Linked DNA regions of Homo sapiens: region 2 is linked to region 1. Evidence: read pairs that join two places in POLR2A ChIA-PET (ENCODE). Cell type or tissue: CD4-positive, alpha-beta T cell. All regions are shown on one strand. Each heading gives the region's core, and the rest is flanking DNA. Links, peaks and the distances in the headings are about the cores only.

Region 1 (15,421 bases), core at 3,261-11,260:
CCATACATCTTTCAGGGTGGATTACAGTTCAGCCTCGTAGCAGAGACAAGACGTACAGCCCTTTTGTAAGGGCATATTGCAATGGGCACCTAATGCGGGCTGTGCCTTAGGATCCAACCAGCAATGAAATATTAAAGAGGGAAGAGCATTTCAGAGCAGAAAAGGCCATTCTGTCCTGCACACCTGTCCTCTTAAAATTTATCTTAATCCTGTGTTCCTGATGTTTTACCATCTGTCGACATGCCTTCCCTCCCTTGAAATAAGTCAGGGGCTTGAATTAATTTTTTGCTACATTTGCCTTGTCTCCTCATTTATTCCATATGTTCATTACCTTCAGTGTGCAGTCACTCCTGCCCAGATCTCTCAGCTTTCATCACAACTCTTTTATTTCTTTACTTTGGTCTACAAAATATGCTTTATTGTCCTTATTAATCCCTCTACTGATACCACCTCAAACTCTATTATTTGTCAAGAAAATTAGAGCCATTTTTAAAACCCTTATTATTTTATGCAGGCGAAATAAAAAGAGATATCTTCCAATGGACAATGTCTTCACCAAATTTATATCTTAGCCAAGTCTCACTCTGACAAGACTTGGAAATTTTCAAAAATCTGAACTTGTGATTTGACTCAGTAGGAAATGGAACTGTGGGAGAGAACACAGAAAGGCCATAAAAGCAGAGGACTCCAGAGGGTGTTGAATAGGAACAGGTTATTTAGAGCTCAGATTGCAATCACCGGCTCTCAGTGTTCCGTGCACAGGGTAAGTCCCATTAACTCTGATGGCAGATCACTCATGGGCATCGGAAGGGAGACCTTTCTGTGTGACTTACTGAGCTTCTCGCAGAGGGGAGGAGAAATGCAGCTTCCCTGCTCCTTGTCAGCCATTCACTTCTCACCTAGCCCTTGTCAGGTTTCTCCAAAGCTGCCTTCAGTGTCTTGGAGTCTTTTATTTAAACTGAACGGCCTGATGCCCTGATCTGAAGAAGAGGGCAGCATGTGCTGGGCTGAGCCGAGACTCCTGGGCAGACGGGCTTCGTGGCATTGAGGCTCTGCTGATGGTTCTTCCATTTCAGGAGACAGAGACTTGAGTTTTCTAATTTGGTATCAGAGGAAATAAGCATCATCCGTACAGTCAGGAGCTGGGAAATAGTAGTCAGGGAGCCCGCAGCCTAACTGTCTCTCTAAAATTTAAGTTGTGAAGTGTCATTGAATTATCTTGCTTCATTTGTTTTTTTAAACTGCTTTTGGAATGAGTTTAGATGTCAAAGCTGCTGGTTTATCACTTCAATGAGCAATGCTGGGCCAAGGCCATAACTTTGCCAATGTCATCAGTATTTATTGGACAACAGTGAGGCATTTGTCTGTAGACGCTGATACCAGGTGTGCAATCTATTTGGGGCAGCAGCTTAAAGTTAGGTAGGCACTTTGCTGTGGAAGCTAAAGGTCAAGTTGTGGAGATAGACAGTGAGTTGCAATTTGGCAAAGTCTGTGGTGTCCTGAGCATGTAGGGGGAGAAGCTGGTTCTGCTTGGCTTGTATCTGGAGGGTGGGAGGCAGACACGCCCCAGACCTGGGCTCCCTGGCTTGTATGTGTGGCCCTGTGGAGGACTGTGTGTCCTGTACTCTGAACAGAAGGCAGTGCATGTGCACACACACCCACAGTATAAATGCACACAAAGTATACATGTACACACACATGCCCACACATATAGCATTCAAGCACACACACAAATTTAGCATACATACACTCATGCTCACACACAACATACACACACAAATACATGCATAGAGTACACACATGTGCATACACAGCACACACACATGCATGCAGCATACACATATGCACACACAGAGCACACACACACATATAACACACATATATAGCAGACACACATACACATAGAGTGCATGCACACTATACACACACATCTAGTATGTAGGCACACACACTAGCACACACATAGCACACACATACATATAGCATAAATTCACACAGCATACAAACACACATGTTGCGCACACAAGCACATTGCAACATACACACACATCTCGTGCACATATGCACTCACATTGTGCATGAACATATATTATGTAGACACACACAGGCACACATACAGCATACACAAACACACACATAGCATACATACACATGCACACACATTACACATGTAGAACACGTGCACACATGCAAACACACACATAATATACAAGCACATTCACAAACATAGCATATCCCCATAAGCACAAGTGCAAATGTAGTATAAACACACATACAGAATACAAAACATGCACATGCACAACATACACACACATGCAAGCACATAGCATATACATACAAACACATAGCATGCACACACACAGTATTTAGGTACACATACAAATGCACATATAGCATACACACACAAAGAGTGTATAATCTACAGTCTGGTTTTATTTAAGAATCAGTATTCATCCAAATGGATGAGGACAACTCCTTTGAATTCCCTCTAGGGACTGTAAAAGTTGTTTTTCTTCCCAGCCTGCCTCCCTGCTTTCCCACAGTGACTCTTCTAACTGGCCCCACCCTGCAGCCAGGTCTGTGTCCCTGATTCCTGTTTGCCCAGCACAGGGCACTTTTCCCTCCCTGCTATTCTCTGTGTCTGAGTCTTTCTCAGGCCTCATGGCACCTGCTGCTGCAAATTTTTGCACCTGCCTCATTTCCTATAGAGGTCCGTGTGCAGGAGATCACGTCTAGACAGCAATAAAATCACTAGTATATCAGCATAGGCCAATTCTTCCTAACAGTGAAAAAAACACAAGCAACAGATTATTAAGGACCTGATGAAGACCCGCAAAACATTCTGTGACATCACCGGTACCCAAGGGCCCTCTGAGAACTTGTCCTGTGAGAGCACCATGCTGGGCACTGTGCAAGACGTGGGCAGAGCACGCCTGCTGCTTGGACCCGACGGAGATCTGTGCCGGGCAAGGGGCTGTTTCTCCTGCAGGCCATGGGAAGCCCGGGAGAACTCCAGCAGAGTGTGATGGGGTTTGCAGTGCAGCTCAGGTGGGTTACCCCAAGACTGTGTTGCAAAGGGGTTCAGGATCTGGGAAGCCACCTGACCCCTCAGAGATGCGGGGAGCCTGGGGAAGGCTGGCTGAGGCGCTGGAGAGGCACAAGGCTCACCTCTTGGGACCCACGCTATGTTATGCCCTGGCCTCCCAGGATCCTGCCCTTGGCATCGGGATTTTAAAAACTCAAATAGGACCCTCATCTTTCCCCAAACAACCTGTTAATAAAAAGTGTGCACATTTTGTCCAAGCAGGAATAACGTTTCTCTGATGGCTGTGTGGACCCTGCCTAACTGTGCAGAAATGCTGTATCATCAAATAGGGCGTCCAAGCCTGAGCGACAGAAATGCTCCGTCATTTACTCCACGGAATACATGTTGAACCCCTCTCCGCTAGGGTCTCCAGCTTGGGACAGAGGATCTGATGATTCCAGGCCCTGGTGCTGACATCCTGCGTTTGAGGAGGAGACAGGCAGGAGGCAAATGTGCCCATAATGCCTGAAACCGTCCTGTGTGCTGGGCCCTTGGTTGGGTCTCAGGGACGCAGCAGCAAGCAAATCAGATCTCAGGGACGCAGCAGCGAGCAAATCAGATCTCAGGGACGCAGCAGCGAGCAAATCAGATCTCAGGGACGCAGCAGCGAGCAAATCAGATCTCAGGGACGCAGCAGCGAGCAAATCAGATCTCAGGGACGCAGCAGCGAGCAAATCAGATCTCAGGGACGCAGCAGCGAGCAAATCAGATCTCAGGGACGCAGCAGCGAGCAAATCAGATCTCAGGGACGCAGCAGCGAGCAAATCAGATCTCAGGGACGCAGCAGCGAGCAAATCAGATCTCAGGGACGCAGCAGTGAGCAAATCAGATCTCAGGGACGCAGCAGCGAGCAAATCAGATGTGACCTCTGACCCCTGTCCTGCTCATAGGGCCTGGAGCCCTGTGGGTGAGACGGAGTCCCATTTCTACACGAGTAATTAAGCGCAGTTACAACAAGCACCAAGGTGAACAGGTGACAAAAGCCTCTTGGAGATGTCCAAGCTGAGCGGCAAGATGAAAGTGATCAGTGGGGCTTTAAGCAGGTCGAGGAAGGCGCTCATAGGCAGAGGAGGGCGTGGGGGAGGGCACCGTGTTCAGGGAGTCCAGGGGACTCAGACGGCCACAGAGGGTGTGTATTAGATAATCCAGGATGCTGGGCTGGACAGGTATCAGGAACATCACCATCAGCTCCCACGGCTGGGTCTAGGGTAACAGGAAGGCTTTCGCTCAGAGAGGGCGCATGGGTAACCAGGCTTCCGTGGGAAATGTTCCTGGGCCCACCTCAGGTGGAAGTGTGGAGCCTGTGCGGACGCTGGGGCAGAACCTGGGGAGGCCATGGGGAGAGGATTAGGTCAGCGCCCATGGGGTGCAGAGGCAGCGGCAGATAGAGGAAGCGCCTGAGAGGGAAACCAGCAGCACTTGGCGCTAAGTGGAATGTGAGGGCACAGGAGAGGAAACGTAGGCTGCCCTGGACAACCAGAGGCCGGATCTAGAGACAAGGAGAGATAGGCATGGCTGGGAACCCTTGAGGAACTTGAGCTATGGGTTCTAATGAGGCCCCTAAGGGTAACTCCGTGGTGAGCTGTGTCTGCATCTGCACTGGCGGCGTGACGTGGCGAGTGCCATGGATGGGCAGTGACACTGCTGGAATAAGGTTTTCCTGGGAGTGAGAACTGAAGGACCACAGCGTAGCCTGGGAACATCACTACACGTGGGGCAGGAGGATGCAGGGACTGCAAAGGAGATGCCGGGAGGTGGCTGCAGAGGCAGGAAGCTCAGGAAAGAGGCTGCCTGGAAACCAAATGAGGCTAGTGGGGAGGAGCAGAGTCCCACGTCCCACCACCGAGGAAGCAGGCAGCCCGAGTGCAGGTCCGCATCGTCGGAGTCTGGGCGTCTGGACAGAGAGGTCTTTCAGCAGCTCTGCCAACCTCAGCAGCCCACGGGGGCTGGATCCCGGCCGCAGAAGTGAGGGAGGGGAATGCTGCCTGTCCAGAGACGGGGCTGCAGAAGGACGGGGAGAAGCACAGCCTGCAGCAGGAGAGGGATGTGTTGTCGGAGGAGGTCCTGGCTTTGTGTTCTGCCATTAACGAAGTGGGGTCTGGGTGTAAGGCACTGAACACTCTCCAGCCTTAAGGAAAAGGAAGGATGCGGAGGCTGAAGGTGAAGCAGCCGAGGGAACACGGGACGCAGACGACCAGAGGGCCGGGTACATTCCCCATTCCCTTTCGACAGGAGCAGGAGACAGGAAGGGGAAGGCGTGGGAATGCAAACCAACAGATGAGCAAGCTTGGGCATAGAGTGAAATTATTAGAATCATTGTTCTTGTGTTTCTTGCCTAGTGATTTGCTAATTCTCTGCATAATAATACATGGGAAAGAGGAGTTTTTCTTTTTCTTTTTCTTTTTCTTTTTTTTTTTTTTTTTGAGACAGAGTCTCACTCTGTTGCCCAGGCTGGTGTGCAGTAGCGTGATCTCAGCTCACTGCAACCTCCACCTCCCAGGTTCAAGTGATTCTCCTGCTTCAGCTTCTTGAGTAGCTGGGATTACAGGCATGTGCCACCACACCTTGCTAATTTTTGTATTTTTAGTAGAGATGGGGTTTCACCATGTTGACCAGGCTGGTCTCGAACTCCTGACCTCAAGTGATCCACCTGCCTTGGTCTCCCATAGTGCTGGGGTTACAGACGTGAGCCACCGCGCCCAGCCGGAAAGAGCAGTTTTTCAAACACTCTAGCTGTCATCCGATTCTCTGAACAGTCTAGATAAGGGCAGGAGTTCATTTGTTCCATACATTCATTTTTTTCACAACTGTGCCCTGGGTGCTGACTCTGCACAGTGCTGGGTACCTGTTGGTCAGCCACAAACACGTGGCACCTTCCTTCCTGTGTGTCACTGCCTGTGAGTGGAGAAGGACAGAGATTCCCCCCGCCCCCAATATTCTTTTATCCCTTCTTAATTGTAAAATTTCAAATTCTTAGTGAGACACGTGGCCATCAAATATGAGATTATATTCCCCCATTTCCTCTGTAGACAAGAGAATGAGAATGGGCTCTGATCCAAAAGGCAGGAGCAGAAGAGTGGGGTTAAAATTCCAGAAGGTGCCTATATAAGGGAGAAGGCATCTCTGTTTCAGTCCCTTCCCACTTCCCACTGGCTGGAATAGGAATGCGAGGGCAGGAGCTCAAGCAGCCTTCTTGGAGCATGGGTCATGTCATGTGGGGATGGCTGAGGAGTGGACTTGAGGGAACCAGAGTCTCTGATGTTTGTGGAGCTGTCACACCAGCCCCAGACTGCTTATCTCTGAACTTATTTTATGTGAGGTAAAAATAAACCTCTGTCTTATTTAAGACCCAGTTATTTTCAGTGTCCTATTACTCACACAGCTGAAATTCTCCCAAATAATGTGGGTATACAGAAAATAATCATATAAACAAATAAGTATGCTATTATAGCTTGAAATAAGTGATCTGGTGGCAATGAACATCATGCAGTAATGTGGACGGAATGGGCAGGAGGGAGGGCATCCCTCAGAAAAGCTTGTCGGGGAAGACTTCGTTAAGATGAGATCTTAAGAAGAAAAGGAGTGAAAGCTACGAGGGTGGAGGGGAGAGAATTCCAAGCCGAGGGGATGGCTCATTTCCTGCAGGTGCACATGAGTCACCGCATGGATTACAGTTGTCAGGATTTCTGTCAGTAAAACATAATAATATGTACCTCTGAGGATGAGCGAACGCTTGCATGAGGCAAAAGCCAGCTTAAGCTGTGCACCCTCTGAGAGGAACACTTGGCCCACATGACCAGCTTGTGGGAGCGGCGCACACCATGGGTGCGGAGCCCAGGGCAGGTGTCCTCAGAGCTTCCTTCTCATTGGTCTTCTCAGGGTTCAGGTTTCTTCTCTCAAATCAGCTCCTCCAAGAGGCTGGGGCCTCTGGCCTCTGGCCACTTCCTGCTCTGAAACTGATATCTTCGTGACCAGCAAGAGAACAGTTTCTCTGTCTAGATTTTAAAATCTCCAGAATTGTGTATGAATTGTACCTCAATTTTTTAAGTCCCCAAAGAGTTTTCTGAGTGGCATCTCCTCTTGGGGCTACTCGGAGTGGGACAGCTAAGACATGAGGAGTTGGGGGACGGCCCAGATGGAAGGGTCAGGATCCCACCTGCAGGTGCTGAAAGGTGCAGGGAGAGGAAGGAGGGCTGGGAGGGAGGCACTAGCAATCTGAGAGCTGCCAGATCAAAGGGCTTTGCTTTCCATTTCACCGCAGTGATCTCCTTTAATCTGAACTCACATTGTGCTCTGGAGGAGGTGCCAGAAATGGGGTAAACACGTGGGCTCTGCAGTCAGAGATACCCAGACTTCAGTTTCTGTTCTGCCACTCACCAGCCACAGTAGCTTGATGAAATAAGACCATGTCTATACATGCATAACACAGTTTGTGACACATAGTCAATGATTAATAAATGTTGTTTTTTATTAACAACACTAGAAATAGGACTTTTTAACATTGTTTTATGGAAAAGAAAAATGAGTCCTAGAGAAGTCCCACAGAAAGCATGTCGCTGAAAGGGGTTCAAATCCAGCTCTGTATAATTTCAAAACCACTCAGCAGCCTCCCCCGCACCCTCCCTGTTACCTCCTGGAGACAAGATGCGTAGGTGTGACGAGTGCAAAGCCTTCTGTCACACCCTTCTTCAGTGCATTAATTAAAGCTCTTCAGGCTCATCCTTCCCTAACTTTTAAACTCAAGGGTCATTCACAGACTTCAACAACTGAAATTCAACAATTTTTTCCCAAAGTAAACAATAATTATCCAACTTAAAGTTGAATTAAATAAACTAAACTTACAGAAAACTTGCATTCCACATTAACCCAGGGATTATCCATTCATCAGTTTCTTGAGCACCATCTATGCCATGCGAGGTTCTGTGTGAGGCTTGTGTGGGGTAAATAATAGAATAACCCCCAGGGTCTCTGCACTCACACATGCCCTGGATGCGAGGGGGTCGGTGCCAGGTGTGTGAAGCAGCAGAATAAACCCACCAGATGGTCTACACTGGCACCTTGTATGCTAACAGGAGTTCGGCTCAGTTTTCTGCTGTGTGACTTCGGGTAAATCACAGAGCTTTAAAACCATGGTTTCCTCACTTTTGAATAAAAAAACACAGAATACCCATCCACCTGTATTAGTTAGGATGAGTATAACTGCTATAGAGCTGAATTCCTATAACTCCTATAGGAAACCTGATTTCAGTGGCTTGGCAACACTGAGGTCTGTTTCTCACCATGGTCAGAGCCAACTGAGGCAAGCAGGTGCCACGGGTACAGAATGAAGGTGAGGCCACCTGACCCTGCGGGGTGCAGAATGAAAGTAAGGCCACCTGACCCTGCGGGGTCCAGAGAGGGCTCCTGCTCACAGTGTGCCCCTGGAAGCCTCCTTGACCCCCGCCCTGGCTGTGTCTCGCGTTGCAGGAGAATGGTGATCAGCAGGGCCCTTCCATGTGGTGGCTCCTCCCGCCGGTCCTCAAAGGGTTCCCCCATCAGCCCACTGGGGAGGAAATTCAGGCTCATAGGGGCCTCTCAGGTTCATGGCTGGAAGTGGGGCTGGGCTCTCGGCTCACATTCCGGTGACCAGAGCTCCACCTTGCAGCCCAAGGGGGCTGGAGATACGAGCCCAGCTGTGTGCCCAGGAAGGAGGGGAGAGCGTGGATGCTGGCGAGCCCCATGGCCTCTGATCAGTGTCCTTTCTCACAAGGTTGTACAAGAGACACTTAGACAATGTGTGGAAGAGTTCTGTCAACTCCACAGCCTGCGCCATGCAGGCGCTGCTACCGTGTTCAGCCCTGGTCCTTTCCATGTCAGGCAGAACGGCCGAGTGCTGTGTGGGAGCCACACAGAGATCTGGGAGCACACAAGGTGCAGGCAGCCGAGGAGGCCAGGTTTTCTGAAGGCAGTGGGTGGAAGGGTGGACAGGGTGGCCAGAGGTGGAGGGGAGGTGGTGGCTAGAACGGCGGACAGGGTGCCCAGAGGTGGAGGGGAGGTGGTGGCTAGAACGGCGGACAGGGTGCCCAGAGGTGGAGGGGAGGTTGTGGCTGGAATGGCGGACAGGGTGCCCAGAGGTGGAGGGGAGGTTGTGGCTGGAACGGCGGACAGGGTGCCCAGAGGTGGAGGGGAGGTGGTGGCTGGAACGGCGGACAGGGTGCCCAGAGGTGGAGGGGAGGTGGTGGTTGGAATGGTGGACAGGGTGCCCAGAGGTGGAGGGGACATGGTGGTTGGAATGGTGGACAGGGTGCTCAGAGGTGGAGGGGAGGTGGTGGCAAGAGCTGCTCTCACAGGATGCAGTCCCAGGGGCTCTGAGCCCAGAGGACAGGGCACAGCCACGTGCTCCTCTCAATCCACACCTGCTCCTGAGCTCAGCTCAGCGATCTCCCACCCCAGGTTCTCCTCCAGTCTGGTCATTGGTGGCTTTTAGCTTGCAGCTCCTGCCTATCTCTGCCCGCTTCTACTTCACCAAGTCTCCGAGAAGAGGCCTGACCAGGCAGGAATCCCTGTGGAAGACTGAGGAGGGGAAGAGCTTGTGTGGCCAGGCCACAGCCTCCAGAGCAGGCGGGGAACTCCGGGACGCTCTGCTGCTGCTGTTGTGGTGGTGGTGTTGTGTTGTGTAGTGTTGTGTTGTTGTGTTATTGTTTTTCTGTTGTGCAGTTGTGTTGTTGTGATTTTGTGTGGTGGTGTGGTTCTGTGATTGTGTTTTGTTCTGTCATTGTGTGGTTGTGTTGTGATGTTGTGATGGTGTGTGATAAGGTTGTGTCATTGTTGTGTGGTTGTGTTGTTGTGTGCTCTGCCACTGGTGGTGGTGGTGGTGTAGTGTGGTTGTGTGGTTGTTCTGCTGTGTGGTTGTGTTGTGATGTGGTGGTATTGTGTGGTGTGGTTGTGTTGTGTGGTTGTGTTGTTGTTGTGTGGTTGTGTCCTCTGTCACTGGTGGGAATGTAATATGGTGGTGGTGTGTGGTTGTTGTTCTGCTGTGTGGTTGTGTTGTGATGTTGTGTTGCGGTGGTGGTGGTGTGTGGTGTGGTTGTGTGGTTGCATGGTTGTTGTGTTGTCGTGTGCTCTCTCACTGGTGGGAATGTAATGTGGTGGCGGTGGTGGTGTGTGCTGTTGTTGTGTTGTGATGTTGTGTTGTTGTGGTGGTGTGTGGTTGTTGTTGTGTTGCTGTGTGCTCTGTCGCTGGCGTTAGTGTAATATTAGGGCAAGAAGTTAAGGATGCCACCTGGACAGGTTCTGCTTCACGGCTTGCTGGGGCCTCAGCCGGGTCGGGGCTGGCAGCAACCCCTGTGCCTAGGCTGGGCCTCCTGCATTCCCTCTGCTGGGACCAGATTCTCTCGAGTTGGCACCAAGTCAGACAAGGGGAGACAGCCCAGGGGCCCACGGGCTGGAGGAGGCCCCAGTCCAGCTGCTGAAACCCTGGTGCTCCAGGACGTCTGGTGGCCAACGTGGGCTGACATTGACCCCGGTGATGTCGTCCAGCCTGGCTTGCTTACTGTGGCCTGAGCTTCCTGGGCATGCGACAGAATGACCTGACATTCCCTGATGTCTATGCCCAAGAAGGGGCTGGATGGACCCCTGGGTCCCTTCCCAGTGACAGAAAGAGGCACCAAACCCCAGAGCACAGCCAGCCTCTAGCATGGGGCACAGAGCATCTGGCGCAGACACAGCGGCTGGTGGGCATCCGGGGCTGGCAAGTCAGGACTCAGCCTCTTACGGCCAAAGTGCCTCCTCCGCCAGAAGCCAAGCTGTTCAGTGTAAGGAAATGTGACAGCAGAGATCCCCAGTGTCGTGCCAGTCCCACGCCTGCTCAGCACCATGGCAATCAAATTTCACACCACGTGGCTCAGTCTTGCCCTGCTTGTGAGCCCACTGCGATCAAGGTGCAGCTGCGTGGGAGCCCATTTCTCAGCGCTGAGGGGTTAAGGTTTGGCCTCTGTGTGCCGCCTGTTCCCTGCATCCTGGGCTGCCCTCGTTCCCCCAGGACGGCGAGTCCTGTGTCGGCCTGGTGGCCTCTCAGGTCTGTCTCTGGCTGTCCATCCCCTAGCTGGGGCTTCCCAAGCCCATGGGGCTGCCACCTCTGGCTGGGTCTGGCTCTCGGAAGCTCCGGCTACTCAGAAAACTGTGCCGCCTTGCACCTCCCCATGATGGCAGGCAGACCCTGGGAAGATGATAAGTTGGTATCAGACGGTGTTCAAATGCATTCAACAGCATCCTGTCACTTTATTTCATGGTATTCTAAAAATGTGTACTATGTTTTATATACTTCCTGATACAGTTTACAAATTTGAGCAAAAGAAAAAGTGCTACAAAAAATGTTTAATTCCCTAGGCTCACATAAAACAATCTGCATGCAAGGTTGTCTTAAGAGGTAACATTCTTCTGACTCTTACTACTGGCTGGGCTTAAATAGCCTATAAATTAAAATGCCGAAATGAGGATAAATAAAACATAATAAGTAGTAAGATTTACTCTCTGTAACCATATAGAAAATATTTTAATTTAGAATTGTCTTTAAACCATGCTTCTAAGGCATTACATCAGAAATTAGTATACTGTAGTCTCTCTCTCTCCCGCTCTCTCTCTCTGGATCTCTCTCCCTGATTTTCCCTCTCTCTGACTCTCTACTTCTTTTCTCATTGAAATAAATTTTTTCAACAAACCAAACTTTCCTCATATGTTTTCCTAGATTTTCTAGATGGCTGGTTTCTCTCTGGATACCATTATTTGCTCAAGGTTGAGATGCATGCCTGCGGCTGAACCCTGATCATGGTAACATTGACTCACCTGAGACATGACTGCTGTCTAGGTCCACTCTGGTGTCGCCAGCCTGTGAAGGCTGCCTGTCTCTTTCAAGGACCAGGGAGCTCATGGACTGCAGCCACACAAGCCAAACAAGCCCTGCCATGAACCCGGGGGGCAGGCCGCATGCCAGAGCTCCCAAGGAAGCTGAGAACAGGAGCACTACCTGCATTTCCGGGGGCAAACGCAGCCCTGACCGCAACTGCCGCTCACACCACAGTGAACAGGACACCAGCTCAGCCAAAGCCTGTCTCACCGCACATCAAGGCTGAAAAGAGGTGGCCTCTGTGATCATGTCTCAGCACAGACAAAGCAACACCACAACCAGAGCCCGGAAGTGCCAGATACCCCTGTTCCTGGGCAATATGAGTGACTCATGTGCTCCCACAAAGAAATCCTTAACCTCACTCCTTAGTCGTGCCTCCTGGTTAAGATTCACTGCGATGGCCATCCCTCCATGTCCCCTATTTCCTGACAGCAGCCTGGGCTGAGAGCCTCTGACCCCCACCCACAGTGGCCTGACAGCAGCTTTTCTCAAAGCTCCCCCGCCGCTCAGATTCTGGACAGCGTTGCACCCGGGACTGGGAAATGGAGGGCATGCTCTGCTGTGGGAATAACTCAGCCCCAGAGGAGAGCCAAGGGTGAGGCAGCCTCACCGGAGACAGCAGTCCTGCTGAGAAACCCTGGTCACTGGGAACTCACAAAGGACCCAGGTATGAGACCAGATGTTGAACCCTGTGACCATGAAGAGCGACTATCCTTGTCCCCAGCAGTCTGGACAGAGCTCTCCTCCGCTCTGAGATGAGATCTTCAGGTGGCCTCTGGCTCTCTCCTGACCGACCTCCACAGCTGTCTGCCTCCAGAGAGGAGTGTGCAAGAGAAGAGGTCTGGTGTGTGTGCATGGCTGCACACTCTCAACAGCACAAGGCACCCCTCGGCCACCAGGCTGTGGGACCCCGAGAGAGATAGGTAGGGCTGCCTCTGTGTCCACTGGAGGGATGGTGAGGGCAGGTGTGTGGTCAGGAGCTGCTGAGAATGCTGCAGGGTGGGGGGCCCAGCTCTGCAGGAGGAGCCGTAAGGGGAAGCTTCCCCAGGGAGCAGGGGTTTGAACTGAGCCTTCAAGGACATGTTTTCCAGGCAGAGAGAAGCAGTTTGCAAATAACACACCTATGAAACATGGGGTGTGCTTGAGAAACAAAGCTTGGGTGTAACTGGGACTTGCACTGTGCTCCTGGGTGGTGCAGGAAGGGCTGCCACTCTCCCAGTTCCTGCCCCACACCCCTTCTGCCTCTGCTTCTGCTCTCGCTTCTCCTCCCCTGCCACTGACCCTCCTGCCTCTGTCCCCTCTAAGGGCCCTAGTGATTGCCTCGGGCCACCTGGCTGATCCAAGTGAATCTCCTGTCTCAAGACTGTAGCAGAAGCATGTCTGCCAAGTTCCCTTTGCCACAGGAGGTGACATATTTGCAGTTTCCAGGGATTAGGAGCTGAACGTCATTGAGGGCCATTACTCTGCCTCCAGGGCTGTGTGTGAAGCAACTTTGACGGCAAATACAGAATGCACAGAGCAATGCACCTGCTTGTTCACCAACACTGTGAACACAGTGCCAACTGCCTTTTTCTTTCCCAAACTGTCACTGAATTTACACTAACAGGGAAGAATGAAGTAGGTTACACACTGATGACACAGCACACCAAGCCAAGACATCGGCCTACCTCGTGTCTGCAAGAATTAGAGCGAGAGAAGGACCCACGGTGCCATCTTTGGGGCAGAGCCTTTGCCCTTCCCCCAGTGACATCTCACTCCATTTACAGTGCTGTGTATTGCCCACATGGCAGAGAGGCACTGAGGCATGGCGTCCACATTGTGACACTGTGTGCTCCAGGAACGTCAGTGATGAGCTCAAGGTCACCAAGCCCAGCAAGAGACTGCAAGTGAGGCTCCCTGCTTCCCAGGGGAGCCACAGTCATCAAAGCCCCGCACATTTTGCTCTCAAAAAAATTTTTTTTGATGGAGTTTTGCTCTTGTTGCCTAGGCTGGAGTGCAATGGTGCAATCTCGGCTCACTGCAACCTCCACTTCTTGGGTTCAAGTGATTCTCCTGTCTCAGCTTCCTGAGTAGCTGGGATTATAGGTGCCCACCACTACCCCCAGCTAATTTTTGGTATTTTTAGTAGAGATGGCATTTCACCATGTTGGCCAGGCTGCTCTTAAATTTTTAAGTGACTTTCCCCTGCCGTGACATGTAATCGTGGAAGGAATATTGTTCTGGGCTGGTAGAACGCTCTGTGTTTTGATCCCATGCCTGCCCTGCTGGAGGTGGTCATTTGGGAGGATTAAATGGGACCGTGCCTGCAGAGCTGCGGCCACAATGCCCCTTGCTTCTTGAGCAGAGCTGAACAGATGCCAGCTCCTTCCCTCCGGCAGGCCTGCGCTCTTCAGAGCTCGCCTCTGGCGGCTTCTGCGGGAGGCTGATGCTGGTGAGGAATGGTGTTTCCTCTCCACCTGCAGATTTCTGCTGCTCCCCTCCCAGAATAGCTCAAGTAGGCTGTGACCTCAGCGAGCACCCTTGAGAGACTCTCGAGGCGCCTTGAGAAGTCGCACACGAGGCTGCTGCATCTGGGCTGGATCCATTATTCATGCACGCAGGTCTCGGCAAGCACAGTAATTTAGAGTTTCTCGAAGCGCACGCTGCAGCAACCATAAACTACGTTCTGTGTGCTTCAGGGAAAAATTACCTTTCCCTTGCCGAAGCCAGGGGTCATGGCAGAAAGCTCACACAGATGAAGCAAGGGGCCGAGGAGGAGATGGAGGCGGTCCAGACCTTTCAGAAAAGCGCTTGGAGACCCCACGCTGGGAAGCCGCCCCCGATCACCTGCATGACCTCTGCAGCCTCAGCTTTCTCCCTGGGAAATAAGTCACCGAGGTCCGCAGGTGCACCCCTCTCCACTCTCCCTGCTCCTCCCATGACCCCCTGGGAGTAACTTACTGTTCCCCCAAATCATCTCAGTAGATGATGCATGCCTATCTCCCGTTGTTTCAGGAACCAAAAACAGTGCATGTACTGCCCCTGGCACATGGAGACAAGAATACATCTCACACGTATATTTATCTCCATCTTCATAGCTCCCATAAAAAAGCATAGCTTTTATGTCTTCAGAGAATGTAAGTGCAGAAGCGCAGATTTCTCCAGAAAACATAGCACTGAGAAAGCAAATGAGCAAATCCTCACAAACACCACTCATGCTAAAGGGGTGGAGATAAACATAAATAAAAATGAAAGAAAGGCAGCAGCAGCCAGTTTTAGGTGCTGGAATGCAATGAGGACAAAGCACCTTGAGGAATCTGTGAGGTCAGTGCTAGCTTCTCACTCTATCTTTTGCTTTCTGAACATGACAGATCCGGCGTGGCTGCATCCCCCTCCTCAGCTGCAGCGCCGGCTTCTCATTTCTATTCTCCCCAAAGCCCAGCTTCTCTGCAGAAATGAAGGATGTGGCTCCA
Region 2 (15,421 bases), core at 4,726-12,725, 51 kb before region 1:
TGAGCGCCCCAATCAAGCACCATCTCCTGAACTGGGATTTGTGTGGGAATCTGCTCTCTTCTCTGCACATGCGTTCTCTTCTCTGCACGGCTGGGTGGCTCCCTGGTGCCCTCACATGCCTGCACCCAGATCAGCTCTCCCTCTCCACCCTCCTCAGTGACCACGAACTCCTTGTCTTCTGGTTTCTGACCCAGTTGAACCAGTGGGCGGCACTATGAGATCAAAGCTCAGAGGCTGTGTGGGTGGAGTTTGTGCCTCCTGCCCCCCTGCAGGTTTTCCACAAGCGGATGGGGTCCTTCACCTGTGGCCCCAGCCCCTCAGCCAAGTTCCTGATAAAGTTCCTTGTCGGTTTGCCACAGCTGCTGTAACAGATTCCCACGATCTAAGTGGGCGCAGAGCCACCTATGGCGCAAGTCACTGCTGGGATGGAAGGTCCTGGCAGCCAGGTGTCCGTGGCAGCAGGGCCGTGCTCCTTTGGAGCCCACGGGGGATTCTTTACCTTTTTCTGATCTGAGGCACCAGCCAGAGTCCTCGGCCCAGGCCCCTTCCTCTCCCTTGACGGCTCACCAGGAGCACCTTCAGCCTCTGTCTGGCCTCGGCCTTTGCCCTCTCACTCCTTCTCTGACTCCTGCAGGGACCTGAGTGATTGCCTTGGACCCCCTGGATAATCCAGAATAATCTCCTCAATCCCCAAATTCTTAATTTAATCACATGTGCGAGTCTCTTTGCCAGTGAGGTGATGTATGACAGGTCCCTGGGCAGGGCACCACTGGCATCGTCTGTGAGTCTCTTTGCCAGTGAGGTGATGTATGACAGGTCCCTGGGCAGGGCATGGGCACCACTGGCGTCCATGGTTCTGTCTGCCCAGGCTCCCTCCCTCCACGGCTGCCACTGGTGGGTGCCTCACTGCCCTGTGGCTTCCTGCTCTCTGCTGAGCCTTCAGAGAGACAGAGAGATGCCCATCGTTAAAGGCATCTCCAGCGATGTGTTTCTGCTGGCTCCTCTGCATGACCCATCTGGGCTCCCCACACTGGCCTCTCCTCTGAGCTCAGGTCGACAGCCCTGAGCTGCCTGCACCCCTTCTCCTTTTTCCCATCCAACAAGGCTGCTGTTGAAGAGTGGGAGGGTGGTAGGGAGATCCCTGCTGGAGGATGGACCCGGCAGGGAAGGAGAATGTCCCCTTGGCTCTCTGAGGCCCTCAGGCCGTGCAACTCTGACCTGCACACGTGCTTTCTGTGCTGCAAACCGTCACCCACTCAGGACAGTTTCCTTCAGCAGTTCCGGAGACTGTGGACAGCAGGCCCCCAGCTGGCCCACCTTGTATCCCCTGTGCCCTGCACTGAGCCGGTGCTGAGGTCGACGCCTACTGGTGAGGCTCACACCAGGCCTTCCCTGAGCCTCCTTTTTTGTGGCTCGCATTGCATTTTGATGAAATTATTTATTTAGCCATTGCTGCATTTTCTTCTATGGTATCTGTGTACCAAGTTCTCTCTCCTTAGACCAGGAGCCGTGTGCAGCAGGCCTGGGAGGTGCCCCAGTGGCTGCGGAGGAGACCAGGGGACAGCACAAAGGTGGCTGTGTTGACCCCCACCCCCCCCCACCGCCATGTTGTGAAAGCACCCTTCCTCCAGGGCGTTTACCCTCATGGGCCTCTTCCTTCCTCCTCTGCCCTCAGGGCCTGCCTGTTCTGCTGCTGCCGCCCTCTGATAACACAGAAATAGGGCACCCAGCTAAGAAACCAGCAGCTTACAGCTAGTAAGGACAAGCTTTGTACTAGAAAAGAAAAAAAAAGAAAGAGGGAAATTTTCATCATAAAGACCTAGACTGTAAATGGAGGAATTTCAGGCCCAAAGCAAATAAAATGTGGAAGTGACAGGCCAGTCCCCACCCTCAGGCTCTGTCTGACTCCACAGTCAGAATGCCCTGCATCCGCCTCCCTCCCTCCAGGCCTCAGTGGGCTCAGGTGGAACGTGAGGACGGAGTGCATAGTGTGGGTTCCGACAGTCCAGATCCCTCCCACCCCACCGCTTCTCACAAGGATGCAAAGACCCCAGCATGTCTGAGAGCCCCGTTTCCACTCGGCTCAAGAGGGGTCTGGCAGGGTCACGGGAAGAGCCCAGCCTTGCTGGAATCTGCTGGTCCTGGATGAACAATCACCCCAGCAGCTCACTTGCCTTCTCTGTCCTCCAGTTCCCTAATCTGTAACATGGTTATTAATACCCAACTCGCAAGGTTTTCTTAGGAAGGATGCTCAGGACAGTGCCCGGCATGTAGCCCTTACTCAACAATGTGGTTTGCTTTATTTTCACTAGTGTCTTGCTTCCGTCTTGTTCCTAGGACAGAGTTATCCACAAAGAAGAAGTGAGATCCCAGGGAGGGAAGGAGGAATGAGGGGAGGAGTGAACGGCAAGCTGTGTGGCCAAGACATCGCTCAGAAATGTCCTTGAGCGCAGGCCCTTCCGAAAGGCATAGAAGCCGGGATCAAACACAATTGCCAACACGATTTTTCAGAGCACATTTTTTGGCAATCAGTATGTGTGTGTATGAGATGGAGACAGGGTGGAGGACGAGTGGGCGTTGGTCTCGGCTTTTCAGAGAGGAGGTGGATCTGGGGAGCCCTTTTCTCTTCTAATTATTTCTGGATGGCTGCTGCATTTTCTCCCCTCCTATCTTAACGGACTCGTGCAAAGTGTCTACAATCGATAGCGGCTCAGGCTGAGAGCTCTTGGAAGGAGCCGGCAGAGCCACTTCAGCTGCCAGGCAGGATGGAGTCTGAGGTATTGGGCAGAGACCCAGGCTGGGGAAGTGGGCAGCCTGCCGCACCCCATGGCTGGTCCCATCCCATCCCATCCCATCCCGTGCTTGCCCGGACCTTGAAAACACAAAGGAATGAACCAGCAGCTCTTACAGGGCCTCTGTGGACCCTCCCGTGCCCTAGTCGGTGTCTCATTTAGTTTCTCAACAACCCTGAAGGGTGGATTTTATCCTCCTCCTCGTGAAGAGCATGGGTGAGGCGCTGTCCTGAGGACAGACCTGGGGTTTGCCATCTCCCGACTGCAGTGGGAGAGGTGGGAGCTCTGCCCGCAGGCATCCACAGGGGAAGGCCACAGGGGCCCTGGGCTCCCACGTGCTGAGTGCCGTTTGTGGCTTGTGAAGTCTAACATCACACCTGCTACCCTTCCAAAGACGAGGTAGACTGAATGCTGTGTTCACTAAATGACAAGATCTCACCCTTGTGGGTTGAGGCTGCAGCCCCCTAGTGCCTGCTGGTTACTCTGCTCCTTTTGGGGCAAAAGGGGTGGAGGTTATGTCAGTCAGTTTTATATCATTTTCTCCAAAACCAGTTTTGTGACCCTGACCACTGTGACTTGAAAGAGGGATTGGGGCCGGAGCCAACAAGAGCCTTCCACAGCAGCCTGAGGAACAGCCATAACCAACCTGGCCAGACTGTGCTTGGGAGGCTGCAGGGAACCAAGCTTGGCTGCATGAGCAGGCACCAGCTCCTACAGAGTGGCTGACCAGGCCTTTCAGTAGAAGCCTTGCCGAATGTGCCTGGTGTACTCTGAAATAGCCAAACTATAATACGGGTCCTCTTCCTTCATAGAGAAACACAATACTCATATCAGCCCAGTTAATCATGAGAAATTGGCAAGGAAATGAAGAAGGTATGCCGCCTCTGTTTTCCAAATTGCAAGGACAGATGTGCTGTTAGCATCCTGCAGGTTTGGTGAAGGATGAATACGACAAAGCCCCTGCCTTCAAGGCGCTCACAGCGGGGAAGCCCACCCAGAGCCCCTGACTCTGCTGCTAGCGCACAGGACAGGGCTCAGAGAGCAGAGAGGGAGGAGGACAGGCCACGCCACTCCCAGGGGCAGCCAGATGACTGCATGGAGAGATGGGATGGGCACCTGCGTGCACGCCTGGGAGCACCGTCACTAATCCCACTGCCCAGAAAACTGCCCCCAGTCACAGAGCGAGCAGCAGAGGCTGAGTGCAGCCGGATTCAGCAGGCTGCAGGATTTGCATCCTGTCTTCCCCCACCGCCCACCACCCTGGACCTTTCCTCTTCATTTAAGGAGGGTGCTTCCTCCAGGCAGGAGAAGGGATGGTGCACACAGGGATGGGCAGGGACTGCCTGCCAGGTGCACATCTTGTTTCCTTATGTTCCCAATAAACGGAGCACCAGAGTAGTAACTGAATGGAAGGGGAGTGTTCTAATCCTATATTTGCTTTAGTAAATCCCATCACTATAAGATATTTATGTAACTCTAAAAAGATGGCACCAACTGCATTTGACACGCCATTGATATTAAAATATATTTTTCAGCGTGTACCTTAGAATTGATGGAACAGCTTATTGGCAGTGTGCTTTTCAAGCAAACTCTGCTGTGCCTTAATTTAGTCATCTGCGACATGGGAGAGACAGTGTCGCCCTACAGGTTGAGAGACATGGTGTCTAGTGATGGTGACTTTGGTTTGTGAACACTGCAAATGTGCCTTTCGGCCCTCCTGCCACTTCGGCCCTCCTGCCACCATCCAGCAGATGGACTGGCCCTTGGAATCAGGGTGGTCCTTTGAGGTGCACCTTCGTGTGGCAAGCACTGGCTCTCATCTGGCCTGGCCCTGTGCGCTGCATCTGGGCCTGCCCTGGTTTCCACGGAAGGGAGATGGGAGGAAATCAACACACCTCTAAGTGCAGCTCAGGATCTGTGCGGTTCAAGCTGCTCCTGGGGCTGGTCTGTCCTAGCATTTGGGCATTGAATAACACAGACAAGAGGCTCTCGCTCCATTAATTATTAATTGTACTTTTTGCATTTCTTAGGACAGCAAAGAGCTGAGCTCTAAGGCGGAAGAAAGGGAGACTGGAAAGGATCAGCAGACAGAGCTGCCCCTGTGCTTGCCCCTGAGGGACTTCCCGGACTCCGCTCCGGTCATGTCCTCAGACTCGGGACATGCGACGGAGTCTCTCCACCTTGCATGTGGGTTTGCGCGTACGGGTGTGGGGAGGCAAAATTTCCAAGTGCACGGTGGGAGGGGGCTGTCCCTATTGGGAAAAAGCAGGAGGCTGGCTCTGGAAAGAGCCTTCTTTGTCTCTGAGCCCAGCCTTGCCCGAGCCACCTGTGCTGTGAACTCTGGAGAAGGTAAAGAGCCAGCCCCGCGTGGGACCTGCAGGCGACGTCCCTGTCAGCTGTGGGGTGGGAAAGTCACTCTCCCTGCTCCCTGCACATGTTCTGGGGATTTTGCCCATGTCAGCTGCTCTTTCTCAGCGGCCCTCTCTCCTGCCAGCCAGCGATTCCAAGCCCCCAATGCCCACACCCAACGAGGGCCCTGGAAGCACCGTGGGACATGCGGGCCCTCCGAGGACAGTGAAGGCTGGTGGGGGTCACCCTTCTCTGAGAGAACCAGAATCCTTTGCTTCCCACACATATTCCCCTATTATCTTCCTAATGTGTTCCTTATTCTGGAGAGGTAGAATTAAAAAATAAGAAGGGGAAAAAGAAAAGAGAAATGTTTTGCCTTAGTTGGACTTCGTTTAAATTGTCTCCTTCCAAGATGCAGAGGAGGGTTCACCATGATCATCATTATTATTAGAGTCTGCTCTAGAGGGGAAGGGGAGGATGGAGGGGAGCCAGCCAGGGCTGGAGCGTTCTCCTGACTGTGACCTTGGCACAGCCTGGCTGTGAAGACAAGGACCAGCCCACAAGTCTAGGCCTGAAGGAGGAAAAAAAGTTGCCTGGCAAGGACCGTACGTCTCAGAGTCTTCCCACATATTTTGCCAGATAGTAAAACTGAGTCCAAAAAGGAAAGTGTCTTGCTCCCAATCTCAAAGCCTGTTAATAACAGGGCAGGATTTTTATAAAGGCTGCAACAAAATCAGCCAAGAGAATGGACCCTAAACTCTGAAGTGGATTATTTATTATTCACAAAACCGTAGGCTTAAAGGCATGCATGCAGATAACCAATTAAAGAGCCTTCGCTGGTGTTTTATCATCCTGCGCTCCCCAGGTGCTGGGGGCCCAGCCAGGAGGGGCTCAGGTCTGCAGTGGCCCTCTCTGACCCAGCCCCTGTTTCGTTCAGCATTGAGGTCTCACACCACTGCCTCTGTCACAGACCTATGTACAGAACCCCAGCTGGCTTTGAGAGGGCTCCAGGTGTCTTTGCCGCGTCTACACCTGGTTGGTGTTATCTATGCAGAACACCAGGTAGGAAATCTGGGTTTCCATCTAAAGTGCTTAACGGTGATTATGTGATCACGGTGCGTCTGATTCATTATCTGATTTTCATCCCCACTCCAGCCGCATGAGATGAGCATTTCTTTTCCTTTTCTTTTTGCTTTTTTCTTTTTTTGAGATGTAGTCTCACTCTGTCACCCAGACTGGAGTGCAGTGGCGTGATCTCAGCTCACTGCAACCTCTGCCTCCTGGGTTCAAACAATTCTCCTGCCTCAGCTTCCTGAGTAGCTGGGATTACAGGCACGCGCCACCACGCCCAGATAATTTTTGCATTTTTAGTAGAGACAAAGTCTCACCATGTTGGCCAGGCTGGTCATGAACTCCTGACCTCAAGTGATCCGCCCTCCTCGGCCTCCCAAAGTGCTGGGATTACAGGTGTGAGCCACTGCGCCTGGCCTGAGACCCGCATTTCTATCTTTGCTTTACAGAGCGGGAAGGTAGAGCTTAGGGAGGCTCTGGGAGTCTCCCCTGTGGCTTGGACTCTGGCTGTGAGATTACACACTGGCCCAGGCCTCTCCCAGGAGCCACACTGCGCAGGTCACTGCTGGTTCAGTCATTCTCATGTCAATTCATTGTCATTTCCTCGTTCTCGGTGTGTGAACTCCCCTTTACATTGCAGAGTAGTGTTATCATGAACCATTTCGCTAACTGTGGACATGGTACTGTTTTTATTTTTAATACCATAAACAGCAGTGTCGCGAACATCCTGGTGAATACAGTTTTCTTCTTGTTTTAGATTATTTAATTAGGAAAAGTTCCCCAAAGTTCCTTGACAGCTATTGCTTCCTGTAAGTATCATTTTATTCCACGTTTACTTTTACCATCAGCGTAAGGCAATGTGTGTGTCGCTGCTCTCCCACTCACTAGTAACAACCTGGATTATTAATCTTTTAAAATTTGATTGCCAAAGGAAAACGAAGCCTCTCCTTTCACCCTCATCACTTGGATCCGTGGTGCACCGGGACAGCGCTCACAGCTCTGTGTGCCCTCTTTATTTCCTCCCCTGGGAGTTATTTGTTCCCAGCAGGAGGCGTCAGCAGCGAGCGGGGGCTGGATGGAGAGCTGCATTCCAGGCCTGGTGTCCCAGGTGACGAGGCCTCCAGCCAGAGCATCTGTCCTTCCTCACAGCCCAGATGTCCTTGAACCCAAGGTCAAGTCCCTGAATCTTCTGCCCATCCTCATTCCTCACCACTGGCCCCTGCAGGTGGTGCAGCGCCCACCTCCTTCCGTGCTCCTGTCCTGAAGCCTGCGTGCCTCCACACAGTCAAAGCTGGGACATCTCCAGTGAATCTATCACTGGCAACACAACCATTTCCTGACTCCTACGGCTTGGTCAAATCCCTCCTTCCACCCCAGGCCTCTGGACTGGAAGGCTGTGGTCATGCTGGTTCTTGCAGCCCTGATGGCTCCCCTCGGGCTCCTGGTGCCACGTTGTGCCTGTCCAAGCCACTCAGCTTCAGGACGAAGAGGTGTTTGCCCTGCTGGCTCCCTGCAAGGTAAGTAAGCGTGTGTCAGGTGACAGCTTCCACACGCAGGCAATGTGACCTCACCCATGGACGTGACAGTGCATCCACAGCACATGAGCGAACATTTCCTTTCAGCCACAGGAGGGCGATACCATAGTCTTTTGATCTCTCAAGAAAAAATACACACTGGAAAAATGCAAGGTATTATGGTTACTTATATAAAGCTTCTTACCTGTGCACATGGGCCTCAATAACCATAAGAATCATCAAACCTAAGGAAGAAACATTCTCAATTAATTCTGGGTTGGAAGTGAAGAGACAGGATTTGATATCAGAAAGGACGCCATAAAAACTGTCATGTGCATATCACTTAAAAACAGATGCTGCCACGGGGCTTGAGCCACCAGCCCAGGGAATGTAGCTCCCTTTTCCTGTCACCCACCTTGGAAGTCACAGAGAACGCGAGCAGCCATTAGGTGCACGCCTGGCAGTGCCGGCTCAGGGAGGCTGCAGGAGAGGAGCCCAGGCCGGAGCTCAGGGTTCCTGGTCCGGGCTGCCCTCTGAAAGTGTCCTCGATCATGTCGAGGTCCTGGGTATTACAGGGTATGCCCTCAGGTTCGTCATGTCAGGTTCAGGACCTCGCTTCCAAGAGCCAGTATCATATCCACAAAACTGGAACTAGGGTGGAAGCTATCCCTCTGTAACAGTTTCCCTCTTTGTAAAATGGGAATAATACCACTTAAAGCCTTCATTCTTACCCTTGAAAATGATAGAGTTCTGTGACTGTAGAATGCTATTGAGGACATCCTCCTCCTTCCTGCTTTTTACAGAGGATGCCCCATCCCCTGTCATCTTCCTCCAGTGCACAGTGTGGATGATTTCATGGGCTCGTCTTTGCCACATCTAGGCTCTGGTGGATAGTTCAGCCTGTGATCCTGTCACTGTTGGGTGTGACCTGCATAAGCAAATTGGTCACAGTGGTGTGGCCGTCCAGGCACCTCGCTATCCCAGGTCTCTTCCGAAACCCATCACCACCCTCGCTGGACTGATGTCTTTTCTCTACCCAAACCCACTCCTCCTCGTGCGTCGTCGAAGACTCTGTGCAATTCTCAAACCAGAATGTCCACACATCCTGGGTTCCTTTCCTGGGCATCGTGGGCTATTTAGTAGCAAGTCCTGTTACTCTGTCTCCTTCACATACCCTCCCGCAGCCTCAGCTGCTTAGGACACCCTTCTCTCTGGCCTGGAGCACCACTACAGCCTCCTAGGAGGACTATTCTGGTTTCACTCCCTCAAATCCATCACAGAGAGATCTTCCTGGGGGAGATGTTTTAATTTTTTTGTTTTCAAATTTGTTATATTTTTATTAATAAATGATAGCTACATATATTTATGGGGTACAATGTGTTTCAGTATATGTATATATACACATTGTGGGATGAACAAATCAAGCTGATTAGAGTACCTGTCACCTCAAATGTTTGCCATTTCTTTATGGAAGAACATATTTAAATCCTCTCTTAGGGTATGCTGGCCAAAGGGAACAAAGTTTCAGATGGGTAGCAGGAATCAGCTCTGGTGACCTATTGCATAACACGGCGACTATAATAAATAACAACATATATTCCTAGTGAAAATCTTGACCAAGTCACTTCCCCATTTAGAATATTCAGAGGCACTCCACAGCCCACATGGTAAGACCCAAACTCTAACTTGATGCACGAGCCCTTGATGCCAGGTGTCTGAGCACATTTGCTGCCTGTGTCTACTAAGCCTCTGTCCCTGCACCCAGCCACCATCACACACACACTCCCGGTGTGCAGTGCCCTGCCTCTGGAATCGGTGGGTATGGCCATCTGGGCTCGGGTGCCAATGTTCCCTCCGTTTCACCCACTCACCCAAGCTTCATGACTTTCAGGAAGTCATCCAGACTCCTCCTGGCTCTGGGTGGGGCGTACATCCCCGGTGCTCCTGTGCGCATCCTCAGTGCTCCTGTGCACACATCTTCAGTGCTCCTGTGGGCATCCCCGGTGCTCCTGTTCACATCCCTGGTGCTCCTGTGTGCATCCCCGGTGCTCCTGCATGCATCTCTAATGCTCCTGTTCACATCCCTGGTGCTCCTGTGGGCATCCCCGGTGCTCCTGTGTGCATCCCTGGTGCTGCTGTGTGCGTCCCCAATACTCCTATGTGCATCCCCAGTGCTCCTATGTGCATCCCCAATACTCCTGTGTGCATCCCCAATACTCCTGTGTGCATCCCCAATACTCCTGTGTGCATCCCCGGTGCTGCTGTGTGCATTCTTGGTGCTCCCGTGCTCATCCTTGGTGCTCCTCCTGTGTGCATCCTGGTGCTCCCGAGTGAGTCACACACATTTCCACGGCCACCCCTCTCAGCTGTATTTTTACTCTCTGCTTCCATGGTGACCAGTCTAGATGGAGGAGCCCTCCACTGTGGATCCTTGTGTGTGCAGGCTCAGGGAAGTCCAGGCTCCAGTCACCCCTGCTGAATGAAAACACAGCTCACTCTCACCTTCCTCAGACCAAAATCTGCATGAGTCCGAGTTCTCCAGAGAAATAGACCGAGAGAGAGAGAGAGAGAGAGATTGATTTCAGAGAATTTTTTCACTCCTTTGTGGGGCTGGGAAATCTGAAGTCTGCAGACCAGCAGGCTGGAAATTCAGGTAAGGTCGATATTGAGTCCAAAGGCAGCGGGAGGCAGACCCGCCTGTGGCTCACCGTGTTGCTCTTCCCTGTCTGTTGCGATGAGAGGAGGCTGTGGTCACCTCCATGGCCACCTTTTAATCCATCTTAGCCTTGAGGACAATCGTCTTAGCTCTACTTACTTTACTGGGAGCTCATCAGAGTTTTCAACATCAGGACCTTCAAATTGCAGTTCTTTTCCTTTCTCCCTGTGCCCTTCCTAGTCCTCCCTCTCACCGGTACCAGTCTCCAGCTCCCTGGAGGCTGCAACACCCCTCCACCCTGGCTTTGACTCTCATTTCACTCACCTGGACCCGACTGTCAAGAGGCTCTAGGTCTCTGCTGGGCCAGAGAGGATCACCTCTGACCTCAGCACAGCCCCCTCACCAATGCCAGTCCCGGGTTCTCCCACTTTGCACTCTCTCTGCCTTCCCTCCCCGAATGCTGAGTTTTACTGGGAAGTCATAAAAATGCAGAAAGCGACAAGACCAAGAAGAAGCTATGTTAAACCTAGCAGAATTTTGAGATACCCTGCCTCTTATTCCTTCTTGAGGCCAGACAAGGACCCGAACGTTTGAATAAAGCAGAAGAATGGATGAGAAGATTGTGGTAGGCTTTTTTCCTTAGCATCTTCCCGACAGCTCATACCCTGGTTCTTGTTCTCATTTTATTCTCTCTTTCTTTCAGTTTTCCAGCTCTGCCCCCGTCTTTGCCACTAAATCTGCAGTGTCTATTGCTGGCCGTGGTCTCCCCGCTCCAGACGCCTTTCTGCCTGCATTGAGGAGAGAGACACTGACCCTGATGGGAAGCTTCCACACATGTGCAGGGGGCCCGCCCGTGGTGAGGTCTCTGCAGCATGATGGGGCTGGAAGCTGGCGGCTTTGTTGTGGTTATCTATAAATCTTCTGTTTGGGAACAGCCAGGCCTTTTCCTGAGTGGTCAAGGTAAGGTTGTGCGGCCATGCCCTGACCACCACCGTTCTTGGAGCTGAGCTTCAGGAGAGAGCTGGGGTCTCTGTGAATATTACGTAGGCATTTATTTAATCTCATTTCCAACATCGCACCCCTCCGACCTCTACTGGGCATGTGTTCCTGAATGTAAGCTTTGTTAAGTGTGCTCCCAGCCGACAGACAAAAGGGGCTCCCTGTGGCCACCTGATGCACTCAGAGTTAAAACAAGCAGGCGGCCATGGCAGGATAAGGAAGCGGCCACCCACTCTCTGTCTTCGGGAAGATGTTGTGAAAGTGTCATAGGACCTCCCTTTCTACAATCAGGCCAGACCAGTTCCTGTCGTTGGTGCTGAGCCAGACCTTGGCTTAAAATTCCCCACTGACCACCCGCAGGCCACCTGAGGCTGATGCAGAGAGACCGGCAAGGTCTCGCTTAAAGGCCTTCCCGTCTAGATCCTGCAACGAACTCCCCCTAAACTCCTATTCTGAAGGATTTGCCTTCATCATCTCCCAATCCCTGATCCCTCCACCTGTGTCTTACACCAAAGGCTGCGTGTCCACAATCACAGATTTTTCTAAAAGCAAAATCTATTTGCTTTTAGAAAATAAGGTTCTCCCGTTGCCTCCACAGATATCACCGGTCTTTTGTTAACAGCTTCCATGTCATTCTGGATGCCTTACGTCCTCAGCAGTAGCCAGGGCAAGGAGCCATGTGGGGAGGAGAGGGGTGTGGGACAGGCATCTATACCTCTCATGCAGACCTTGTCCACACTCTTCCTTTTCAGCCCGCAGGCTCCCCACCTCCCACAGCTACTGGTGCTCCAGTTCGGGAGCCTCTCCGGGTTCTTCAGAGAGCAGGGCTTAATTCCTAACAGCCCCCGTTTTCCAGGTGCCTGGGCTTCAGCCTTCTCAGCTCCACACACCATCTTTGCCACACACACTACGTTGGCAACTTTACCTGATACTGTATTTTCTCATTTTGCCTATTATTTTTGGTTTTGTGTATTTACAACATTTTATTCCTTTAGTTTTCATTTTAGAGAGGATTAGGAGAGAGAAGGAATGAACACTGTGTGAGGTCCGCCATGTTTAACCAGAAGTCCCTGTTATCTGCTTAATGACACCTTTCCAGAAGAAGAATTGCTGGGTCAAAAGCCATGCGTGTTTCACACGGCGAGTCGCGTTAAACTGTCCACCGGAAAAGTGCACTGACTTTTTTTAGCAGCAAGTAAGCGGGAGGGTTGCTCTTATTTTATAAATGCTATTTTTCTTTTGTATGATAAAAGAGACTTATTTTTGAGGCAACACATGATGACACCAGCGTATTTTAATTGGTACACTTCATTATAGAGCATCAGAAAAATAAAATCAGTGTGACGAGGCAGCAGCCCCAGAAGGCGGCCACTCATTGCAGCCACTGCCGGCCTGTGCTTTGTGAGCTGGACGGTTCTCTTGCCTCGTTCCAGCCTCAGTCTGCCTAAAAGTGGATATTCCAGACAGGAAATGTGTCTAGCCTGATGGTGAAGACTGTCTGGAGGATGGTTGGTTTTGAGGGGGATGATGATTTTGCAGGAAGGTTTCACAAAATTTGTCCAAGGTGGATTTCTGCTGTTGCTAAATTTTCCTGGTGTGCTAGGCAGGACAATGGTGGGAAAGTAAACCTGGAGTAAGAGAAAACACTCAGACTTCCCAAAGTAGACGAGAGAAACTTTGCGTTTTGCAAGGGAGGCGAGTGGAAGACCCTGTTGCAATTGTCTTGTGTTTCCATTTTGCTCAGTGAAGCCGAGTTTGCCCCGGGCCAACTGTGCTTGTCAGATGTGTGTGCTGGGGTGGGGCACCGCCATTATTAATGGCATAAGGTGGTGGGGTACAGGCAGGAGCAACTTGGAAATGGAAGCTCTGTGTCTTCCTTCGGGCAGCTGATTGCACTGGCTTGTCGAGAAGGTGTGGGTGTCTGGAAAGCGCCTATGAGGACCAGTAGTCAGGGGGCCAGCAGGAGCCACGGTGAAGAGAGACTGTTGCTAGTCAGGGAGCCGGCAGGAGCCACGGTGAAGAGAGACTGTTGCTCGGGGTCTCCCAGGATAGACCGAGTTGGGAACTAACTAGGTGGTCCCCATTGCCATGGAGACAACCTTCCCAGACAGCGATGGGGAATGGTGAACAGTCCACGAGGGAGACGCCGATTCAGGCTTCAGATGCAATTTCCTGGGATCCCTCGCTTACATTTTCTGCTCTTTGCTGAGTTCCGCTTTTCTCTCTATGTCTCCTTTGTTTTCTATTGTGTATTCTCTCCTTCTGGGGAGGAAGTGTGGGAAGCAGTGAAGAGGTCCTGCTCTGGAGATGAGGAGCCGGGTTGAAGGAAGAGTTGAGCACAGCGGACCTGGCAGGTGGGGGTGTCCAGAGAGGCTGTGGCTGTGCAGAGCAGCCGCCTGGGGGAGGCGTGCAGAATTGAGTCTGAACACATGGCCTTTCTGGTGCATCCGGCTAGATTGGGAATGTGTTGGTCTATCTCCCTTAGCAGCCCTGGTCCAAGGAGTACAATCAGAGAGATATAAGCCAATCACTCCAAGTTGTCATCTTTCTCTTCACCGTGCCTGGAAGAGGAAGGTAACTGTTTTGGTTTGTTAGAAAAGAAATACCAACCCAGCAGCTGAGAGATTTCCCCAGTGGACAGGCCTGTGTTTGGGAAGGAAAGTTAAAGCCAGTGGATTTCTAGTTCGCTTGTTTTCTCTAACAAGATATCAGAAGGGCTGCAGAATCCAGTTAATCCATCCAGTGGTATTTTTGAGATGAGGTAGCAGGTGCTTCAGAGCCAGAAAGACAGACTGTGGGTGGCTCATCCAGAGGCTCACTGAGGATTCTGCACCACAGATCTGTGTCCAGCAAACAAAGGAGCTGGGGTCAGAGCCAGTGAAACACAGGACCATTCCCCATTCAGTCTGGCAGATATTTGCTGAGACCTATAACAGAAAAGGTCTTTTACAGAGGTGTATGAAGTGGGTCCCTTGGCAACTGCTGTAATGCCTCCATACTCCTGGGTCAGAGACTGAAAAGAACTCAAAGATCTCTGAGAGCAGCATCCTGGGCTGCTGTCATGGCAATTCATGTACAAACGTTTGCAGAGTGCCCACTCTGTGACAGACACATCTCTGCAGGAGGATCCCGGGCATGGACACAGGGTGGGAGGTTTCCAGGATAAGAGTGTGCAGCTGTCAGGTGGCTTCATGGAGAAGTCTACACCTGAGCTGAGTTGGGAAGAATGAGTCAGACTTGGCCACAGGGAACAGGGAGGTATCTGTGTCCTGGAATGATCTGCAGGAGGAGAAGGAACCCACGTGTTGACTCGGAGCTGTCCTGGAGGGCTACCCATGGAGGGACCTCAGAAAAGTCTGGTCCCATGGTGCTCAGACATGAATTATAAACCATGAAGCCCAATATAAAAAACTGAGAAGATTGGGCCACTTACAGAAAAGGGTTGGGGCTCCAGAGCCCTGCCCTCTGGTCTAATCCCAACCTCTCAAGGCCCTGAGGCAGCTCTGGGAAACCCGACTATCTACAGAGCGTGGTCACCCTTACAGAGCCCGATCCCTGATTCTCACGAGTGGAGAGCTCATCGGTGCCGTGCCTCGCTCAAGCTCAGCGTATTGGTCTGTTTTCATGCTGTTGATAAAGACCTACCTGAGGCCGGGTAATTTATAAAGAAAAAAAGAGGTTTAATAGACTGAAAGTTCCACATGGCTGGGGAGGCCTCACCATCATGGCATAAGGTAAAGCCACGTCTTACTTGGTGGCAGATGAGGGAAGGAGAGCCAAGTGAGAGGAGAAAGCCCTCAGAAAACCATCAGACCCCGTGAGACTTACCCACTTCCATGAGAACAGGACGGGGAAAACCGCTCCCATGATTCAGTTATCTCCCACCAGGCCCCTCCCACAACACATGGGAATTATGGAACTACAATTCAAGATGAGATGTGGGTGGGGACACAGCCAAACCATATCAATCAGGACATGACAGTGGCAGACCTGGGCCGGGGTTGGAGCTCTCTAGATGGGAGGCAGTAATGCCTTAGTTA

The links. ChIA-PET counts read pairs that join two places held together with the same protein. Peaks named below come from ENCODE experiments on the same cell type or tissue, not always from the same donor. Only the 100,000 strongest peaks of a DNase experiment are listed, where the experiment ranks them.
Region 2: POLR2A ChIA-PET joins it to region 1 with 6 read pairs; 2 of 35 experiments call an interaction of 5 or more read pairs at or near these places.

Annotation. Positions count from the first base shown.
Region 1 is chr2:2,638,790-2,654,210 of GRCh38, reverse strand. No RefSeq gene overlaps it. Among named protein-coding and RNA genes, the nearest start is that of MYT1L, 320 kb to the right of the region's middle. RefSeq lists an enhancer at 6,381-6,995. In CD4-positive, alpha-beta T cell, for the core only: no CTCF peak of the experiment used is centred there; DNase peaks (open chromatin) are centred at 7,370 and 7,710; H3K4me3 peaks cover 733 bases; H3K27ac peaks cover 986 bases.
Region 2 is chr2:2,691,146-2,706,566 of GRCh38, reverse strand. No RefSeq gene overlaps it. Among named protein-coding and RNA genes, the nearest start is that of MYT1L, 370 kb to the right of the region's middle. RefSeq lists enhancers at 2,464-3,421, 9,169-9,668, 9,669-10,170. In CD4-positive, alpha-beta T cell, for the core only: no CTCF peak of the experiment used is centred there; a DNase peak (open chromatin) is centred at 7,806.